Regions from separate parts of the Homo sapiens genome. Here region 2 is linked to region 1. The links are chromatin loops, found by intact Hi-C in ENCODE. Cell type or tissue: mammary epithelial cell. All regions are shown on one strand. Each heading gives the region's core, and the rest is flanking DNA. Links, peaks and the distances in the headings are about the cores only.

Region 1 (6,632 bases), core at 892-5,891:
TTACAAATTTCATTCTCTTCCTATCAAACTACCAATGACATTCTTCACAGAATTGAAAAAACTATTTTAAAATGCATACAGAACCAAAAAAGAGCCCAGATAGCCAAGGCAATCTTAAGCAAAAAGAACCAAGCAGGTAGCATCACATTACCTGACTTCAGACTACACTACAGGGCTACAGTAACCAAAACAGCATGGTACTGTTTTGTACTGTAAAAAACAGGCACATAGACCAATGGAACAGGGTAGAGAGCCCAGAAACAAGGCCGCACACCTACAACCATTTGATCTTCAGCAAAACTGACAAAAACAAGCAATGGGGAAAGGATTCTTTAGTCAATAAATGGTGCTGGGATAAATGGCTAGCCATGTGCAGAGGATTGAAACTGGACCTTTTCCTTACACCACATACAAAATCAACTCAAGGTGGATTAAACACTTCAATGTAAAACCCAAAACTATTAAAACCCTGGAAGGCAACTTAGGCAATACTATTCTGGACATAAGAACTGGCAAAGCAACTTATGAAGATGCCAAAAGCAATTGCAACAAAAGCCAAAATTGACAAATGGGATCTAATTAAACTAAAAAGCTTCTGCACAGCAAAAGAAACTATCAACAGAGTAAATAGACAACCTACAGAATGTGAGAAATTTTTTGCATTCTACCCATCTGACAAAGGTCTAATATCCAGAGTCTACAAGGAACTTAAACAAATTTACAACCCCATTAAAAAGTGGGCAAAGGACATGAACACTTTTCAAAAGAAGACATACATATGGCCAAACAAGCACATGAAAAAGAACTCAATATCACTGATAGAGAAACGCAAATCAAAAGCAAAATAACATACCATCTTGCACCAGTCAGAATGGCTATTATATTTTTAAAAAATCATAAATTATTTCAACCATTGTGGAAAGCAGTGTGGTGATTCCTCAAAGGGCTAAAAACAAAGCTACCATTCTACGAAGCAATCCCATTACTGGGTATATAACTAAAGGAATAGAAATTGTTCACAGAGACACATGCACGGCTATGTTCACTGCAGCACTATTCACAATAGCAAAGACATGGAATCAACCTAAATGCCCAACAATAGAAGACTGGATAAAGAAAATGTGGTACGTATGTACCATAGAATACTATGCAGCCATTAAAAAAGAATGAGATCATGTTCTTTGCTGGAACATGGATGGAGCTGGAGGCCATTATCCTTAGCAAACTAATGCAGGAACAGAAAACCAAATACTACATGTTCTTGCTTATAAATGGCAGCCAAGTGATGAGAACACATGGACACAAAGAGGGGAGTAATAGACATTGTGGCCTACTTGAGGGTCAAGGGTGGGAGGAGGATGAGGAGCCAAAAAAAACAGCTATTGGGAGCTAGGCTTAGTACCTGGGTGATGAAATAATCTGTACAACAAGCTTCCATGACATGAGTTTACCTACGTAACAAACCTGCACATGTACCTCTGAACCGAAAATAAAAGCTAAAAAAAAAAGTATATATGTAAATTCAAAAAAGTTGTAAATATTTGAAGAATATATATTCATAGCATGGATAATATGGATGTATTTGACAAGGAAAAAATGTTTTTGCAAGATTTACGTAAGAAACAAAAGGAGCACTGTGGCTTGTTGGGTTCACCTCAGCCATAAATTACTTTAACAACTGGCACAATAGGCTCTGAATATACAGTTGTTGAATAAACGAAGAAATGTAGTGATCCATGAAGAGTAGAATCTGTAAAAAGTCTTTTGAGTTTTGGAGATATAAAAACAGAAATAGACTGGTCACAGTGGCTCATACCTGTAATCTCAGCACTTTAGGAGGCGGAGGCGTGAGTATCTCTTCATCCCAGCAGTTTGAGGCCAGCCTGAGCAATATGGTAAAAAATCTCTATCAAAAAAAAAAAAAATACAAAAATTACCCAGGTGCTGTGGTACATGCCTGTAGTCCCAGCTACTCAGGAGGCTGAGCTGGAAGGATGGTTTGAGCCCGGGAGGCGGAGTGTGCACTCCAGCCTCGGCAACAGAGCCAGACCCTCTTTCAAATAAATAAATAAATGAAAATAAGACCAGAAATGCTCACTTTACTTTTTCTTTTTTTCCTAAGTTTATTAGAGCCCCTCTCCTTAACTTCAGTGTTCCTTCAGCTGACTCTGCCTCTTCAATGACTCTCCCACCATGGCCAGGCTAACAGTGTGTGCTTTAACAGGGATGGTGGTGACACCCCACGCTCAGTAAGTCTCTCTGGGCTCTAGTTCTCATCTATGTCCTGAATGCCCTTGCTCTGGTCAAGAATACCTGTCCTCTCTTCCACTGCTTGATTCTTAATTATATTCTTTACCCAGCTGCTACTGTGTTCCTGGTTTTAAATGTAAGTATGAGCTTTGGCCCCTTTCTTTATCACACAAACCATAATCTGTGGAGTTTTTCTGTCTCACCTTTGTGCCTTACCCAGCACCGGTCTCTCAGTCTCTTTCCTACCTCTCAGGCTACAGTGGCTGGGTGTGCCGAAGATTCCTTAATGGCCAGTGTAACTGACTGATGTGTTTCTTCAGGAAGCTTCTCCATACCTCAGACAAGCGCACACCCAGAGCTTGAAATCACAGGCCTATAGACTCGAACTTTTCTAGGTAGTTCACTAGAAATAAAGGAGAAACCTAGGCTTCAGGAGAGTTCTAAAGGCCCGCTGTGTCCTGAGGCTCAGGAGTACACTCCACAGGGGTTGATCTGAGTATGGCCAATAGGACCAGGGGCTAAGCATTTTAACCAGAGCATCCCCAGACTCCAGGCTGGTGCCTAGAAATGCAGTAGCAAACAGAGGTCCTGCCATCCTTTCTTCTCAGTATGGCTATTGCTGGTATCTAGGTTTTCAGAGGGGTTTAGCCCACCTACCTGCTCTCATGCTCAGCAAGAGAAAGAGAGATAGACAGGGTCTGCCCTCCAGCCAGAAGCCTACAGCCTCCCAGCAGCAGCAGCATGTATAGAGGCTCATGCGGGAAGAGAGGACCTAGGAAGCCAGATATGGGCCTTTTCCAGTCCTTCATAGAGAGCAGTGCTCCATGTGCTTCTCCCCTGCTCACAGGTGATCTGTTTCTGTCTCAGGACTGAGATGATGACGTAAGGAAGTAGTCACAAGGCAGTATGGATAGCAGGCAAGAACTGGGGTCCCGGGGCCGCACTGCCTGGATTCCAAGCCTGATTTTGCATGCATGACTTGAGACTTCAGGTAATTTGTTTAAACTCATTGTAACTCAGTTTTTTCTTTATAAATTGATATTTCATCATGCAACAACTGTTTATTGTGCTAATTATTTGGGAAGGGTATCATTTTGGGGGCTAGGATATAGCCATCAACAAACCAGATAACGTTCCCTTCCACTGTGCAATGTTAAGTTCTAGAAGGGTTATAAGCAATGCACAAATACATACATTTCTTCCGGGAGATAAGAGCTGTGCAGAAAAATAAAGGATGGCAAGGGAATAAGCAGTGGGGTAGAGTATTTTCATGATCAGAACAGTGTTCACTGGGGAGATGACATTTGACCAAAGGTCAGAATGCCATGAGGAGTAAGCCATGCATATACCTGGGAAATGGTGTTTTGATTAGAGGAAACTTCAAGTGCAAACACCCTGAAGCTATAAGCATGCCTGAGATCATGACATGATCTATTAAATACAGTTGTTGTGACGTTAAGTGAGTTAGTTCATTAAAGTTGAGCCTGCTAGATAAATATTTCTTGATTAATATTAGGTATTAGTATTATCAGAATGCTTCATACTTTCTGGCCCAGCTGGTCCACTTCCACACCTGACCTGTGGCCTCGCTAATGTTGGGGGACACTGCCACCTGCTGCTTCTTGTTGGTAAACCATTGAGTGTGAGTAGCATGTTGAGAAGCTGATGTGGAGTCTGATCTTCTGCCCTTGGTGTCCCTGTATCTTGGCTTCTTCTGGCTAGATGTTCACTCAGCTCCTTAAATCCACTCTGTTTTCTGCTTCATCAGATTTCTACCATTAGTACTGCCTATGTCACCTGTCAAGTGTCAGCTTGCCTTCCAACACAGTGCCTGACATCCAGGACAATTGTCGTATAGGGAGATGTCTTTAAACACAGAAGACTGCTTTCAATACATGTTTCACTAGGGCCTGTGCTTCTGCCAAATGGCTATCTTTGGCTTTGAGCCTAAGAACCCATGGAGAAAAACAAAGATACCAAGTTACGGTGGAGTCTAATGAAAGAAAAATGGACCATCTCCCCCAGAGCTACCACTGCTTCAATGCATTCACCATTTAAGGCTGGTACCTGCTCCCACAGACTCATGACTTTCTGAAACAGCTCTGTTGAATGCATTTGTAATTTGCCACTAAAAAAATTATACTTCCACGTGTTTACAACCTTGTCCATATCTGGGAAAGTGACAAGTAGAAAGTTGGCTTTCTAGTCCTTTCTGAAGGAAGGGTCTGGCTTTGGTCTGTCTGTGCATACAATGGTGCTGTTTGGTATATGCAGAAGCCTGGGTACCTACAGGATTTGCTTAGTGAATATATCTTATATGACCTTCTGGTCCATCACACTTACATAATCCCCTAACATACCATCCCATAGTCAATAACAATAACATCAATTACAATAGACATTTCCTGAGATCCTATTAAAAAGTCATATGTTGGCTAGGCACGGTGGTTCATGCCTATAATCTCAGCACTTTGGGAGGCCAAGGTGGGAGGATGACTTGAGGCCAATAGTTTGAGACCAACCTGGACAACATGGCAAAACCCTGTCTCTACTAAGAATACAAAAATTGGCCGGATGTGGTGGCAGGCGCCTGTAATCCCAGCTACTCAGGAGGCTTGACACGGGAATCAGTTGAACCCAGGAGGCAGAGGTTTCAGTGAGCTGAGATTGCACCACTGCCCTCCAGCCTGGGCAATAGAATGAGACCTTGTCTCAAAAACAAAACAGATGTTTTGCTAAAAACTTTTTATTCATTATCTCATTTCAACCTTGCAACAATCCTATGTGACCCAGATATCCCATACATCAGCAGGTTGTAAGATCACACCTCCCATGAATATCCAAACCACAATAATCTAGGTCTCCTTTCCTTATTACTGTCAGAGGTCCAGTGGCTTCCCCAGTTTCCCTTTCATGAATCTCTTGGAACCCCTGGGAAATTCTTCCTGTCCCTAAACCTGTCTATCTATGGCATGTTGGTTTGGGTTTGCGCTGCTACTGGGCTCTTCTGAAGGTCTCCTCTTCCTGTCCAGAGACTCTTTTCAGGCATCAGGGGCTATTCTCCTGGCACAGCTTTGTCTGAAGTGTAGGCTCAGATGCTTCCCATGTTTTCCTATAGTGATAGGGAAGATTGAGCTGTAATGTGTGAGACATTTATGATGGCTTTGGGGAACAGAATGAATTAATGCTCAGAGGACTTAATACTGGTTATTAGATATGGTTACTGTGGGAGTCCTCAGGCTCAAGCCCCTTCTAAAGCCCCAGCGTGCAGTGCATAGAGCTTTTAGCTCCCTCCTTCCAACATATTGCAGGGGTCAATTTAAAATGCTGGCACTTGGATATCCTTGCAAATATCTCTTGTATTTTGAGTCTAAACTTCTTTTTTCTCCAGTCCTAAACAGAGGGACATTTATCCCATATTATCTAAAATCTTACCCTTGAGCTTTCATTTTCTACCTCTGGATGGGGAGCAATCTCATCTCTAGCCACAGGACCTTACCGTAAGGCCCCCAATACGTAAAAACACCATAAACCAACATATGGGGACATTTCTCAATTTCTGAGTGATTCCCTGCTGACTCACTGCACATACGAGGCCTAAATAGAGCTGTCCAGATTGAGCCTTGGCATTCCCAGATCAGTCCCTTACAGACATGGGGCTAAGACCAGCTGCCACACCCTCCCTGACACCTTTCAGCCTCTGCTCCCAATCTCCATCGTCTTTTGTATGTGTTATCCCATTGAGTTCTCACCATGGTCCAGGCGAACAGATATAACTGCCTTTTGCCACTCACTATGCACAAAGTCAATGAGATTGGAACTATTATTAGGTCCATGTCACAGGTAAGAAAACCCAGGTTTAGAAAGGTTAAGTAACTTGCTCAAGGCAGTAGACATTTATACATAGAGGGCACCTTGTGTATTCCACTTGCTTTCATCCAGTGCTGCCCTCTCCATCAAAGATATTTATTATCTCTAGGAAACCCTTAGCCGCTTCACTAACTACCGCTCTGTCTAGTTGGCTTTCTGGCTTTGGAGCAGGCTACTCGTATCACCACTGATCTATGCACATGGACGAGACAGCTCTCATACCACAACCTTAGGACCTCCACTTCCCTGACCCCTCCATCTGGAGATCTTCCTTCTCTGCACTGCTGTAAAAACTTATTTTTTTTTCTTAATACACATAGCATAGCATTTTATTATTTATTACAGAAAGTCCTCATTAATCACTACAGAGAGTCTTACACTGTTCTCCCATGCTTTTTATTTCAGTAAGTGCTGTATTTGTCTTCTGCATAAAATTAGAACTCGAAGTTATCCTGAAGGACCATGCCTTAAATGTATTTTTGTTATCTCTAAAGAATGTAATGTTATGCTAG
Region 2 (5,000 bases), core at 1-5,000, 500 kb before region 1:
ATAATGTAGATGTAACCCAAAGAGACCCTAGACTTTCCTACAAATCACTGAAGGGTATTATTAATAGATGATAAGGTTATTTCTGATCTTTGTGTTTACCATTGCAATGGGAACATTTTTGTCAATGGTATGATTGTGTTTTAAATTACTAATGAAATTATTTTTTGTGTTTTATTTTTAATAACATTTTTATTTTGTGTTTCACAGTTATAGCCATTTATTTATTTATTTATTCCTGGGCTCAGGTGATTCTCCCACCTTAGCCTCCTGAATAGCTGGGACTACAGGCATGCATCACCATGTCCAGCTAATTTTTTGTATTTTTGGTAGAGATGGGGTTTTCCTATGTTACTCAGACTAGTTTCAAACTCCTGGGCTCAAGAAGTCAGCCCATCTTGGCCTCCTAAAGTGCTAGGATTACAGGTGTGAGCCACCGTGCCCAGCTGACATAAATTTATAACAAGGATACCATTCTAATTTTCTAATTGCTGATTGAATGCACATTTTTATGTTTTAACAGTAACAATTTTTGTCCTAACAATAATTATAAATGTAAAATAACAGAATATCTGTAAACTCTTTAATGTTCTTTAGAAGAGTGAGCCTTTTATTTCTATAATGATGAGACTCAGGTTCCCTGATAAAGTGATTGTCAGGGAATGAGTTAGAATGAAAACCTCTTCTAAATTGTATGTAGGCTAATTAAATAGGCCATTATACACCACTTGTGTGAGATTATAGTAAATATAAAAGAGTGCCACAGAATGTGTTATAAAGTTCCTAATTTCATTCTTATAATTGCTGCTATGAAAACCAGAAGGTAAAGAAAATACCATCTAGAAGTTCACAGAATTCAGAAGGGCTTCTTTAGAGAACGCTTAACAATCATGCGTGCGGATTCTGGAAAGACTTCGGGACATTTGATGGAGTTTTCAGAATTGGATAAAGGGATGCTTCTGGTGTTGCACTCTTTTTAAAACTTATGAAACATTTCAGTCTTTCAAAAAGGCAGGGTGAAGAACATAGCAATATGGTGCACTTACCTCTCACTCAATTAATTAAACATTACAGATATAATTGAACAGTATCTTTTTTTATGATAAATTTACCAGGTGAAATATAGGATTTGCATATCCTGGAATCTCCTTTTCACAAAGTTTATTCCATCTAATATGTTAATTTTCACTTTATTGCCAAAAGGGCGTCAAATGGGTATTCTTGATAAAATGCTCTAGGTACATAATTGTCTGAGCCAAAGATGGCTAATAATCAGCAAATGTGGAAGGCAATTCTAAACAGCAAAGGCAAGATGGTTAATGCTTTAATTCACTTGAAGCTAATCAACAGCTGTCCTGGGCACGAATTCTCTTGACTTTTCTTCTTTTTGAGAAAAATGCTTTTCTAAGCCCAGCCAAAGAGCAAAGGGAAAGAACCACATTACCTGTCAACACTAAGAGCGCAGAGGTTGAGGACGGTGATCCCCACCGAGGACTTCTGCAAAAAGGGGAACAGCTTGCAAAGAAATACGCCAAAGTCATTGTGATCAAAAGGCCAGCGCCCAGCCAGCAGCTGAAAGAAGGAGACACAGTGGTAAGAAATGGTAGAGCTGGCACGGAGCATGTGGGCACTTACAGTTTTAGTTATGCGTCCCAACTTCTAAATTTTATTCACAGTGCTTTTCAGTTAGCACTGTAGCAAAAGAGTATTAGAATTGTTATTTTTTTCTTTCGTATTTTAAAGCCTCAGCAATTTTTAGTCTGGAAAGATATACAGATATAATTTATTATTATTAATATGTAGTAACATGAATATATTGTGATATATATTTAATACATAAAAATCAATATAGTGTATTAATATAATACATATATATTAAATATATTATAGTTATATAATACAATTTAATAACAGAAGAGATGTGCCTTTGATCTCACATCAACTAGTCACGCTGCCTACTTTTCAAACAGTAGTAAAAGTTTGGGATTTTGGGAGACAGCTCAACTGAGAAGCCGACAGTGGTTTTTTATCTGTGCTTACTAAACCATGAGTAAAGCAAATAATTTCAACTACTGGAATTGGCAGATTATATTGTCTCTGAAATTAAGAATGAAAGGTTAGGGAGAATACTGGAAAAAAACAAAGTGGTGTAGAAGCTACTAATTTTGGCAGCTAGCTAACACCTAAAGCCACTTTGAACTTACATTTTCCTCTGTGCTTAAGGGGCTGACTCTGCTTCAGTAGATGTGATGTAAGTGGCTTTTCTCTATTTAGGCTCAAACTTCCCCTTACTATACAGAAAAATGTGGTTACCTTGATCTGTTGGTATCACATGCAGAAAAATCTGTTCTTCCATGTTGACAATTTCCAACCTTGTTTGCAAGGCAAGAGTGGACACCCTCTAGTGGCTGTGCTGGGTAGCAGACACATAACAATAGCTACCAGTACTCTGTATTTGTCTAATTAGGTATTATACTAGGAGCATGGGCTTAAATAATAGCTCAGCTACCTAAAAGGGGGAAGGAAGTTCCTGCTGAACATATGATGCCTTTTCAAGTGTGAAAATGGTATTGATTTCCTTTCTAATTTTTTGCTTAGTGACTCAATTTAAACTTAACTCACTAGGAAACAGTATCCTACTAACTTGACAAACTCCTTTTTCTTTTTTTTTTGAAAAGTTCTTTTTGCCATAGTAACTCTAAGCTAAGCTTTGAATTTCTTTTCTACTATTTCCAAAAGATGATGTGAGGTTTAATTCCATGGTCAGTGTGATCCATAACACGAGTCCTTTGAAAGAGTTTGGGAAACCAGTACCCCGTAGATAAAGAATGAGAACTTGGTTACACAGGGCAGTCTCTCACTCTGTGATTTTTGGCTAAGACCCTATAAAACTTCATTATAGAGGTTTTCTCTCTTTAGTTTTCGTGATTACTTCCTTTCTTCTAAATAGTTTTTGAAAATAACCTTTTTCTTTAATCCAATAGTGCCTCTGGTTTCTTCTTCATCTCACTATAAACAGTCTCGATTGGTGTCTTCTCAAAATTTCCTCATAAACTTTTGTCCAAGGACAACCACAAAACTCTTTGCACAAACACTGCCTTCATTTCTTATGGTTTTCATGAAGCTGACAAATAATTATGCCATTGCTGACTGCTGGTTATTAATGCTTGGTGCAAGTAAAGACATAAAACACTATTTCTGAGATGAATCACCCTATAAAAACAAGAAAACCTGAAAACTACTTTTTATAGAATAAGAATTTAGAATTCTGGCTCAGAATTATAATTCTTCAAAGACCACAGATATATGTAATTAAAACAGTGTAGGCACGGTTATGGGATATACTCTGGAACAGTTGAATTGTTTGTTTGTTCATTCCCGGAGATTAAGAGGACCCTGATAATCCACATGAATGGATTTCCCAATTCACACATCTAACAATGAAAGAAAAGAAAAAGATGTTCTTGCTTAATAAGGGAGACTCTGAAATCCTGTGAAGGTCTCAGTGGCAAGTGCTAAGAAAATGATCCAGAAAAACCACAAATGAACATGGATTCTCTCAGATTCTTCCAATCTCAATTACATTTTTTCCTTTTACATGCTTCCTTAAACTTTTAACTAGGATTAGGTTAGGGTTAGGCATAAAGAAGGACAGAGAGGAAAGACATCATGGAATCAGTGGGAAGCAAAAAAGATCATGGAATTGTCTTTCTTTGAGACAAATAGGTGTGGTGTTGGTGGTGGTGTTCTTTTTCCTTTTCCTAGGAGTGAGCATTGATTCTTCTTGGGAATTATAGATAAAGGGGAAGGAAAGAAATCATTGGAGAAAATTATTAGGTGTAATCACTGTGTAGACTTCCCTAACTTGTATGTCCTTCATTCTGAAAGGATGTATGGGTAGTAAGTGTCCAATGCTGCTAGGAGGAAATTAGGTCCCTGCCTGTAGGCAACGTCCCCCTCTTTTCCTTTTCCTCTCTGGTTCCATGTGGCTTCCTCAAAGAGGCCCTCATTAACTATCTAACCTCAAGTAGAACCCGCTTGTTAATCTCTTCCATGGAACCAGTGTTGGAGCAGTCCTACATTCAAAGTGTCCTTTCAGCTTGCTCTGCTGGAGCAAGAGCAGGAGCAGGAGTCCTCATGGAGGCAAACAGTGGGGCTCACTGGTTTTCTCTTATTTAGCAGAAGCACTTGGAGCTTCTGAAGGACTACTGGGAATGCATCCTGTTATTTACTAGCACTTAAAATTAAAAATATAATACATAAGATGGTAAAAATTAAGCTGTATAAAAGCTTATATAATGCAAAGTTAAGTCTCCCTTCCAGTCAAGGCCCCCAAACTCCCTGCCCAAAGGCAACCACTGTTAATTGCTAAGTGTGTTTTCTTCCAGAAAACATCCTATGTACATAGAAGCATATGCTTTTTTTTTTTACAAAAAGAAAACAAGTGGGAACATATGGAAATAATATCTTTTAGTACTCCATTATGATCTTTTTTTCCTGGAGTAATTTTCTGGAGAGCAATTCTATTGCTTAATCAAAAAGTTTTGATTTTTAAAAGCATGTTAATGAAATAGACTAGGAGAGGAATAAATAAGTAACTGTTTAAGAGAATACATCCTAGACCATGGCAAAGAACTCACTGATTTCACTAATGTTAACAAGCAACTGTCAATTCAATGAAAAAAACAAAACAAAACAAGACAAAACAAAACCCAAAAGAGTCTGACAAGCTGACGAGTCGTATTGGTTCAAAGGGTTAATCAGGCACCTCAGATCAGTCATAGCTTATTTTTGCTACAAGAGTCTATGTACCCTAATATTTATAATTTGCCACCCTCATATTTATAATTTCCAAGGACATTACACAGTACCTAGCACATAGTAGGTGCTGGATGAATGGATGACTCCAACTCATTAAATCAGATCATATTTTCATAGTTTGAAATGAGACAGTACCAATTTTGCCCTGAAAACACATTCACTTTGAAATTTATTTTCTATTT

What was found. A loop is a pair of places that touch in the nucleus more often than their neighbours do. Peaks named below come from ENCODE experiments on the same cell type or tissue, not always from the same donor. Only the 100,000 strongest peaks of a DNase experiment are listed, where the experiment ranks them.
Region 2: it touches region 1 in a loop (12-fold over the local background); 5 of 110 quality-filtered maps call a loop at or near these places.

Annotation. Positions count from the first base shown.
Region 1 is chr4:147,016,479-147,023,110 of GRCh38, reverse strand. LOC105377475 (a long non-coding RNA gene) reads left to right here and starts at 2,106. Exons shown (of 5, transcript XR_939315.3): 1 at 2,106-2,249; 2 at 3,118-3,241. In mammary epithelial cell, for the core only: a CTCF peak has its summit at 3,863 (motif pointing left); no DNase peak of the experiment used is centred there.
Region 2 is chr4:147,516,420-147,521,419 of GRCh38, reverse strand. It overlaps EDNRA (endothelin receptor type A), which reads right to left. Exons shown (of 8, transcript NM_001957.4): 3 at 1,442-1,569. Among named protein-coding and RNA genes, the nearest start is that of EDNRA, 38 kb to the right of the region's middle. In mammary epithelial cell, for the core only: a CTCF peak has its summit at 2,393 (motif pointing left); a DNase peak (open chromatin) is centred at 2,399.